Linked DNA regions of Homo sapiens: all the other regions are linked to region 3. Evidence: chromatin contacts called from ENCODE Hi-C or POLR2A ChIA-PET data. All regions are on one chromosome and are shown on one strand. The core of a region is the stretch at or near the end of the contact, and the rest is flanking DNA. Distances in the headings are between cores, read along the strand shown. Region 1 overlaps FNBP1 (formin binding protein 1). Region 2 overlaps FNBP1 (formin binding protein 1). Region 3 overlaps NCS1 (neuronal calcium sensor 1).

Region 1 (3,075 bases), core at 257-2,756, 340 kb before region 3:
GCCCGGCCAGATCTGGAAGGCTTCTAAAGAAAGTTCTGGTCACAGAAAGAGAAGAGTGTGGCTAGGCACAGTGGCTCACACCTGTGATCACAGCACTTTGGGAGGCTGAGGCAGGAGTACTGCTTGAATCCAGGAGTTCAACACCAGCCTGGGCAACATAGTGAGACCCTGTCTCTACTGAAAAGTACAAAAAGTACAAAAGTACAAAAATGAGCCGGACATGGTGGTGCTTGCCTGTAGTCCCAGCTACTCAGGAGGCTGAGGTTGGAGGATCACTTGAGCCCAGGAGGTCAAGGCTGCAGTGAGCCATGATTGCACCACTGCACTCTAACTTGGGCAAGAGAGCGAGACCCTGTATGAAAAAAAGGAAGGAAGGAAGGAAGGGAAGGAAGGGAAGGAAGGGAAGGGAGGGAAGGGAAGGGAAGGAAGGAAGGGGAAGGGGAAGGGGAAGGGGAAGGGAAGGTAGGAAGGAAGGAAGGAAGGACAAAGGAATAAAAATGATCAGAAGGAAGGAAGGAAGGAAAAGTGAAAGAAGAGTAACTCAGATATTATGGTTTATAAAAGGCAGGGGAATCCAGCAGACATGAAATGTCACCTTCAAATGTGTAGAGAGCTTTGCACGTCCCTATGGCAGGGAGGGGCTCCTCATCATCAAACTCGTCGTCAAAATCCGTGGCCAGCACCTTCATCTCACTCTCCTGACTCTGCTCCTCTGTGTAACTGCCATCTGGGCTGCTCAAGAAAGGAAAACACAAAGCAACTAAAGCGACTGACCCCAGGGAGGACTCAGATTGAGTCCCTGCGACTGGAGAGCACTTGCAACCCCGCCCCTCAGCGAGTGCTGTAACTGAGGCCATGGTAAATCATCGCACGCTCAGATCACCCATCCCATGTGGAATTATAAATCTGCATCATGGAAAAAGTGACAGGTCAATCGCAACAGACATTTTGGCATTGAACAAGTGCCTTATGGTCATTCCAGATTCCAAAATTTAGAAATAAATACAAAGCCAACAGGCTCCCTTGCCAGAGGCAGGCGCTGTGCAGATACTGTACCTCTCACGGTCCTGGGCGCAGTTGTTGACTGTGGGTGGGTTCTGGCTGTCGTACAGTCCGCTCTGCCGGCGCGCCTGCTCGCTGCGTGCTGGGAGCCGGCCTTCAACCTCAGCCAGCCAGGCCTGGAGACAAAAGCAATGAGAGACTCCAACCTAAGGCCATCTGAGGGTCAGCCCAGAGTGTCCTAAGGTCCCAAAGGCCATCTGAGGGCCAGCCCGGAGCATCCTAAGGTCCCAAACTCAGGGGCTACTCTTGGCCATTTAACCCAATGTGAGGAAGTCCACGTGGGGGCAGAATGGCCACGTTTTCTGCCTTCGACTGTTCAAATGTACTGAAGGACGGTTGCTTCCATTTCACCCGAAGTTGGAGACATAGAAACAAACTCATATTTATGTGGTTGCCCACGATGGGGCAGAAAGCACACTGGACTATGCTATCCCCTTGGGCTTTTAAGCAGCAGTGCAGTCTTGGATAAGTCACTTCTAGTTCCTTCTTGACCATGAGGTCGCCCTGTGATACCTGAAGGTACAGCCATGCTTAAAGCAGTGACTCAGTTTGAAAGCCACACTTCCTATTTTTTAGGAGTGTAACTTTTTTTTTTGATAGAAATGAAACTTGTACTTAAAAATTAAAGTAGATAAAATGACCTTCAGCATTTGAAACAGTATAAACAAGTCAAAGGAATAAAAATGACGAGAAGGCCGGGCGCGGTGGCCACACCTGTAATCCCAGCACTTTGGGAGGCCGAGGTGGGTGAATCACTTCAGGTTGGGAGTTTCAGACCAGCCTGGCCAACATGGTGAAACGCTGTCTCTACTAAGAGTACAAAAATTAGCTGGGGGTGGTGGTGAGCGCCTGTAATCCCAGCACTTTGGGAGAGGTGGGCAGATCACCTGAGGTCAGGAGTTCGAGACCAGCCTGGCCAACATGGTGAAACTCCATCTCCATTAAAAATACAAAAATTAGCTGGGCATGGTGGCACATGCCTGTAGTCCCAGCTACTCGGGAGGCTGAGGCACGAGAATCACTGGAACTCAGGAGGTGGAGGTTACAGTGAGTCGAGACTGCACCACTGCACTCCAGCTTGGGTGACAGAGCGAGACTCTGTCTCAAAAAAAAGAATAATAATAAGAAAAGGACCGTTCTAAGTTCTAAATGCTCAAATGAACATTAATGATGGATTCTGAAAAGAATGGAAAAAGCTGGCCAGGTGTGGTGGCTCACGCCTGTAATCCCAGCACTTTGGGAAGCCAAGGTGGGTGGAGCATCTGAGGTCAGGAGTTCGAGACCAGCCTGGCCAACATGGCAAAACCCTGTCTCTACCAAAAATACAAAAAGTAGCCGGGTGTGGTGGTACACACCTGTAGTCCCAGCTACTCAGGAGGCTGAGGCAGGAGAATCACTTGAACCTGGGAAGTGGAGGTCACACTGAGGTGAGATCACGCTACTACACTCCAGCCTGGGCAACAGGGCGAGACTTCATCTCAAAAAAAAGAATGAAAAAAGCCATAGTTGACCCTTCATTGCTGGAAACAATCTATTCTGACTGGTAGAATCGGTTGCTAATGTATTTTTCCATGCTCTGTAGTCTTTAAACGTGGTAGGGAGAGTGGGTTCAGGAGGCTTTTGTTGACAGCTTTTGAGTGCTCCTCTCCCTCCCTCAAGCTTTGATTATTTATGTTTCCTGCTTGTTTCTCCTTTGTGTTTGCTGCTGGTTCTCACACACACCCTTTCCATAATGGGCCTGCTGAGAGAACAATTGTATATTTCAGGGGATTTTTTTCATTGCTTCTTTGATTCACTGGGATAACGGATCGCTCTATACTCCCAATTTTATTACCATGAGATGAAGCAGAATAACTTAAAGTACAAAAAATACTGGCCAGGCACAGTGGCTCACAGTGGCTCACAGCTGTAATCCCAGCACTCTGGGAGGCCAAGGTGGGAGGATGGCTTAAGGCCAGGAGTTCAAGACCAGTCTGTGCAACAGAGCAAGACCTCAACTCTAAAACAAATAAA
Region 2 (3,101 bases), core at 373-2,872, 280 kb before region 3:
ATGAAATGACAGTTTAGAGGCTGAGTGCTTTTTTTTTTGAGACGGGGTCTGGCTCTGTCATCCAGGCTGGAGTGCAGCAGCAGGATTGTGGCTCACTGCAAACTCTGCCTCCCAGGACCGAGCAATCCTCCCACCTTGGCCTCCGGAGTAGCTGGGACCACAGACATGGGCTACCATGCTCCACTAATTTTTCTGTATTTTTTATGGAGAAAGGGTCTCACCATGTTGCCCAGGCTGGATCTGAACTCCTGGACTCAAACAATCTGCTCACCTTGGCCTCCCAAAGTGCTGGGATTATAGGCATGAGCCCATACACCACACCAAAAAAAAAAAAAAAATTATTTATTTAGAGACAGGGTCATTAGCAGGGTGTGGTGGGCTCCTGTAGTCCCAGCTACTCAGGAGGCTGAGGCAGGAGGATCACTTGAGCCCTGAAGACAGAGGTTGTTGTTAGCCAAGATCACACCACTGCACTCCAGCCTAGGCGATACAGCGAGACTCTGTCTCAAAAAATAAAATAAAATAAAAAATAAAAATAAATAAATAAACATAAAAAATAAAATAAAAAGAGACCATATCTCGGTATCTCTAAAATATATACATATATACTTCTTTTAGCGCGCACACACACACACACACACACACACACATATATGAATGATACATACACTGATTTGCCTCATTCAACATAAAATATCTTTTGAAACTTTGGGCTAATCTAACTTATTTTAATTGAATAACATTTTAAATATTTAACTTTAGCAGCAAATTAATGTCTTTTGGTAAAGTAAGTATCTCCATTTTGAGATCAAATACAGATATTGAGAACACTCCCCTGCTCCTGAGATGGGGTCTCGTTATGTTGCCCAGTCTGGACTCCTGGGCTCAAGCAATCCTCTTGCTTCAGTCTCCTAAGTAGCTGAGTCTAGGGGTATGTGCCACAGCACCTGGCAAGAATATGTATTTTAATATATTTAATAATTTTAGAGAAAGGCATACTAATATTAACGTATACCTAGTCTTTAAGCAAGGAATTTGGCAGAATTTGGCAAATAATAGTTCACACCATTTCCCAACTAAACTCAACTCTAACTGATCTGTCAAAAGCTCAACAAATCTATAAAAACTCAGTGCTTTCACCCACATACAGCATGAAGCTATGAATGCCCAAACAACCATGGGCATCATGAATGAGTCCTTGTTATGTAAAAGCCTAATTTTGTTTACATTGTATTGATGACTTTAATAAAAATAAAATTCAGCTTCTAGGGAAAAAACGCATATTGAGCCACAATGAGAAACAGTATACACTTTATAATATTTCTAGTTGGCAATACAAGTCCATTTAGAGAAAAGCTTTTGAGAGGACTGAAATATGCAAGGCTTCAACTACAACCTCACTGTTATCAACCAGGAGGAATCAATTAGAAGTCAGGCAAGCAGTGAGACTATTGCTCTAAAGGAACCATTATAAGCAGCCAAGCTCTTCCAGATGGCCCTGTCCTGTCTCCTCCGGCTCTCAAGAAATTGACTTTCTCTTTGAAAAGCCATTAAGAGCCACAACCTTCTGGAACGTTGTTCCCAGACTGTTCATAGTCTAAGTCTCCACTTTATCACCCTGGTGACTCAACAGATAAAACGTCTCAAATTCTAACACCGAAGATTCCCCACACTTGAGCTTCTGGTCCCCACAATGGTTGACACAAAATGAAAATGATTCCCCATGTAGCGCCTTTTGTGGCTACATTAGAAATGAGAACTTGGGGATGGGTGGTCGGTGATGAACACTCACAGGGGAAATGAAAGACACACTTGAGCTTTCTTTTGTCTTTTTTTTTTTTTGGCGATAGTTTCGCTCTTGTTACCCAGGCTGGAGTGCAGTGGCGTGATCTTGGCTCACTGCAGCCAACGCCTCCTGGGCTCAAGCGATTCTCCTGCCTCAGCCTCCCTAGTAGTTGGGATTATAGGTGCCTGCCACTGCACTCAGCTAATTTTTGTGTTTTTCGTAGAGATGGGGTTTCACCATCTTGGCCAGGCTGGTCTCGAACTCCTGGCCTCAGGTGATCCGCTCACCTCAGCCTCCCAAAGTGCTGGGATTACAGGCGTGAGCCACCGTGCCCGGCCCACACTTGAGCTTTCACCTCACCTTTTCAACATCCGCTTTTGTGACATTGATGTCAGCGTCCATTTTCTCAAAGTACTGCTGCGCCCTGTCCGCCTCTTTGCAATCGCGTTCAAATCGCCTTTTACTCTAAAATCAGAGGAAAATAATTATGAAACCATAAGAGTCCTACGAGAAGATGTAATTTTATCTAAAGCTCCCAAAGAGCATTGTTCTTTTTCTTTTTTTTTTCTTCAGTCAGGGTCTCACTTTGTCACCCAGGCTGGAGTGCAGTGGCGCCATCTTGGCTCACTGCAGCTTTGACCTTCCCGGCTCAGGTGATCCTCCCACCTCAGCCTCACTAGCTGCTGTGACTACAGGCATGCACCACCATGCCCAGCTAATTTTTGCATTTTTTTGTAGAGACTAGGTTTTGTCATGTTGCCCATGCTGGTCTTGAGCTTCTGAGCTCAAGCAATCCTCCCGCCTCTGCCTCCCAAATTGCTGGGATTACAGGCGTGAGCCAATGTGTCTGGCCCAAGAATACTCTTCTCTGAATTGATTTCTTATATGTCATAATTTCTAGAAGTTATTTTAAAATCTGCATTTATTTCCATCAAAACTGTCTAATCTTTATTATTTCCACGTGACTTTTAGAAAAATACTCAACTTGAGCTCTTTTGGCTCAACTTTAGATAATGGTTCTAGAAACAAATTAAATGAGAAAAATCTATAAAGATGTTTCATTAGTGTTTTTATGTGCATGTTTTTTACTTTCTGATTGACTCAAGCTTAAATTAAATTGAAACTGGAAAATCTATAAAGACATTTCCTAGGCTGGGTGCAGTGGCTCACGCCTGTAATCCCAGAACTTTGGGAGGCCGAGGTGGGCGAATCACTTCAGGGCAGGAGTTCAAGACCACCCTGGCCAACATGGCAAAACCCCATCTCTACCAAAAATACAAAAATTAGCCGGGCATGGTGACGTGTGCCTGTAATC
Region 3 (3,057 bases), core at 177-2,676:
GGTCTAGAATTCTTGCTGCTGCTTTGCAGAGTCAACAGCCCATCAGCCCATGTTTTAGAGGGGACACTTTGGTCCTCGGTTCCCACCCTCAGCAAGCAGGCCTCCAGCCCGAGGAAGGCCTCTGCCGTAGTGACGTTGCCGTGTGGGGCTGCGTGGCTGTTCCCCTTGGCTGGAGCATTCAGCCAACCCCAGCGTCCCCCCTGAGGCGTTCATTGGCAGCCCCCTAGGACTGCACGCTGGCCCCACGGTAACCCCCCCTCCCCCACCAACATCCTGCAGGGATGGGGTCAGTGGTTCCACCTTCACAGGCCACTTTGAAGGGTGGATTCTTTGAGGCCCCTGCCAGTCGGCTCCCTGCTCAGCTGCTGGCCCGGGCGACCTGGGACTCAGCACCAACGGCTGAAGTTTCTCAGCTGGGCTCTGACCTGGGGTCTGGGGCAGGGAACGAACATGGTGGCTTTGGGCTGAGAGGATGAGGGAGGTCTTTCCCAGGTCAAATTACTTTCCTTTGGCCTCTGCCTGAGGCTCGATTTGCCTCTCTGGTCCAATGGGACTGACACTGTTGTACAACCTGACCTGTGGCTGAGGGTGTCTGGGCTTAAGCATGTGGACCCCTTCGGTGTGTCCGGCCTTCCTCCATCGTCCTGCCCTTTGGCCTTTTGGTTTGAAGCCACAGGTGTGGCTTCTGGCCTTAGCAGATGGTATGCTTGCGGACCGCAGCCCAGCATGCCGGTGGGCCCACAGCCCGAGCCAGCCCAGAGCTGCCGGAAGGGCCGCCCTTCCCGGCCCTGGCGGGGTGCTGGACACTGGCCATTTTCACTAGAGTTTGCCTGGCAGGGACCGATCTCTGCCCCCTCCTCTCCCCAGGCCTCTGGCTGCAGTGATGCCGCAGAATCCTGAGCCAGGTGCCTCCTGAGCAGCCCGTGCGCCTCTCCACAGCGGCGTTTGCCACCCAATGCGGCTCGCTTCAGATGCTCTGATGCAGAGGGCACGCCCATAGTCCCTCTGCAGAGCCTCGCACTGGGGCCAGGGCAGGCACCAGCCCCAGGCGGCCAGTCGGCCACGGCCTGTCCTCTTCCTCGTAGCGTCTGCTCCTCACTTTGTGTTGATGGTGACTTAGGAGAATGTTCCGATTTTCCATGATCTAAGCAGGCCACGTTTAAAATAACATCAAGGCAAGCGTACGTGTCACCCTCTGTACTGACATCTCTTCCCCTGAAATGCTTTTCAGTTTGACAGCCCGTTTCCTAGACAAGTGCACCTGGGGTTTCAGGAACTTTGTGTTTTTTCGGAGGGGGTTGGTGGGGAGGTCGGGATGCCTGGGATCCCTTCCTGGAGAGGCAGGCTGTCTCTGGAAAAAGCCTCCATTGCCCACCCGCCAGGCGGAAAGTCACCCTGTTCCCAGCGCGGTTTCAGCATTTAATTTTAAGGGAGCTAAGGAAGCGCGGCGCGCCCCCTGGTGGTGGTAAGCCGCCAACGCACCTGGGGGCTGCAACCCCACCGGACGGGTGGTCCGGAGGGAGGCTGGAGCGGGGAGGCGAGGAGGGGGCTGTGAGTCCTCAGAGGCCCTGGGCCACCACATTTCTGGCAGCGTTTCCCAGACACCCCTCTGCTAGGCCATCCCTGGATAGCAAGTGAATTAACTTAAGGGCACTGTGATGGGAAGCCTTGCCCCCCTCTTTTTTTTTTTTTTTTAATATCTGCGGAATAAACCCAATGGTTAATTTTTGAATGAATAAAAGGCTTTTGTTGAATAAACAGCTGGTCCCATCTTCTGTCTTGGCATCTTAGCATCCAGGCTCAGGCTCTGCCCCTTCTCCAGGATGGGGTAGCCCCGAGTCGCCCTCCCCAGTCTGCACATTCCCTGTTGTCCCTGTTCCTGCAGTGGCTCCCGGCCCCAGGGAGGCCCACCTCACTCCCAGCCTGACTCGGTGGCTGGCTTCCTTCAGGACTTTGCGCAAGTCAGTTCTGCTCATTGGGTCTCAATTTCCCCATCCCTTGGATGGGAGCAAGAGTCTCTGCTGGGCCTGCCTCGCAGGGGCCTGGTGAGACCCAAATGTGAGTGTCATCATCAAAGCCCCTCACAGAAGTGGAGGACGGTGCCCAAGAGTAGCGGTTTGGACTGCTGCTGCCTCCCACCCGGAGCCTGCCACTTGGGGGAGAAATTGGTATAATGCTTGCAAAAACAAACAAACAAAAGGCAATGTCTTCTGGTTGTGGTTATTTCCTTTCCTGCTTGCCTCCCCAGCCCCCTTTGAGTCTCTTTTTGGGGTGCCGTCCTGTCTGAACCTGCCGGTGTGTGTCTCTGGGGCCAGGGTCAGGGCGAGGCCCAGGGGTGGACAGGGGCCGTGTAGCATGCCCCAGCCTCCCCAAGCTCCTGCTGTATGTCGTCCATGTCACGCCAATTAAACACGCTTCCTGGACTTGTCCTCGCCTCCCTGTGTGGGCCTGTTGCTTTGTCTGTTTACATTCTTCTCCGTTTCGTTTTAGGTTTCTTCCCTTTGTGACACCCTTTCTCTGGCTTTGGGTGTTGTCTTCCCAGTTTCCTGAAGAGAAAGAATGTGTAGGCCGGGTGCAGTGGCTCATGCCTATAATCCCAGCACTTTGGGAGGCCGAGTTGGGCGGATCACCTGAGGTCTGGAGTTCGAGACCAGCCTGGCCAACATGGTGAAACCCCGTCTCTACTAAAATACAAAAATTAGCTGGGTGTGGTGGCAGGCGCCTGTAATCCCACCTACATGGGAGCCTGAGGCAGGAGAATCACTTGAACCCGGGAGGCGGCGATTGGAGTGAGCTGAGACCACACCATGGCACTCCAGCCTGGGTGACAAGAGCGAGACTCCATCTCAAAAAAAAAAAAAAAAAAAAGAGAGAGAAAGAATGTGCAAAGTGAGAACCTTGAGTATACTTTTAAACCAGAAAAATCTGCAGGAGTGTTTCTGCGAGGCCTAGAGTTGAGTGGTGTGAGGCCCCGCCCACTGCCTCACCCACGACATCCCCTGACCTGCCTGTTTCATCTGGAGAGGGCGGCTGCTGCTTTAAAAATGTCTGAAAACC

Evidence for each region. A loop is a pair of places that touch in the nucleus more often than their neighbours do. ChIA-PET counts read pairs that join two places held with the same protein, here RNA polymerase II (POLR2A). Pooled maps may share reads with other maps.
Region 1: a pooled map shows a loop between it and region 3 (3-fold over the local background). The contact joins two enhancer-like sites. A Hi-C loop is called at or near these places in 1 of 50 pooled maps. POLR2A ChIA-PET finds 5 or more read pairs at or near these places in 2 of 52 experiments (A549 and common myeloid progenitor, CD34-positive).
Region 2: a pooled map shows a loop between it and region 3 (2.5-fold over the local background). The contact joins two enhancer-like sites. A Hi-C loop is called at or near these places in 4 of 50 pooled maps. POLR2A ChIA-PET finds 5 or more read pairs at or near these places in 2 of 52 experiments (Panc1 and activated CD4-positive, alpha-beta T cell).

Annotation. Positions count from the first base shown.
Region 1 is chr9:129,899,370-129,902,444 of GRCh38, forward strand. It overlaps FNBP1 (formin binding protein 1), which reads right to left. Exons shown (of 17, transcript NM_015033.3): 14 at 1,057-1,178; 15 at 596-732. Among named protein-coding and RNA genes, the nearest start is that of MIR6855, 31 kb to the left of the region's middle. RefSeq lists an enhancer at 1,294-1,413. Within about 2 kb of position 1,507, at least 3 of the 41 ENCODE cell types and tissues checked have a DNase peak (open chromatin) inside an H3K27ac peak, as active enhancers do.
Region 2 is chr9:129,955,214-129,958,314 of GRCh38, forward strand. It overlaps FNBP1 (formin binding protein 1), which reads right to left. Exons shown (of 17, transcript NM_015033.3): 6 at 2,147-2,251. Among named protein-coding and RNA genes, the nearest start is that of FNBP1, 86 kb to the right of the region's middle. Within about 2 kb of position 1,623, at least 7 of the 41 ENCODE cell types and tissues checked have a DNase peak (open chromatin) inside an H3K27ac peak, as active enhancers do.
Region 3 is chr9:130,234,870-130,237,926 of GRCh38, forward strand. It overlaps NCS1 (neuronal calcium sensor 1), which reads left to right. Exons shown (of 8, transcript NM_014286.4): 8 at 1-2,434. Among named protein-coding and RNA genes, the nearest start is that of MIR12126, 5.0 kb to the right of the region's middle. RefSeq lists an enhancer at 2,083-2,642. Within about 2 kb of position 1,427, at least 10 of the 41 ENCODE cell types and tissues checked have a DNase peak (open chromatin) inside an H3K27ac peak, as active enhancers do.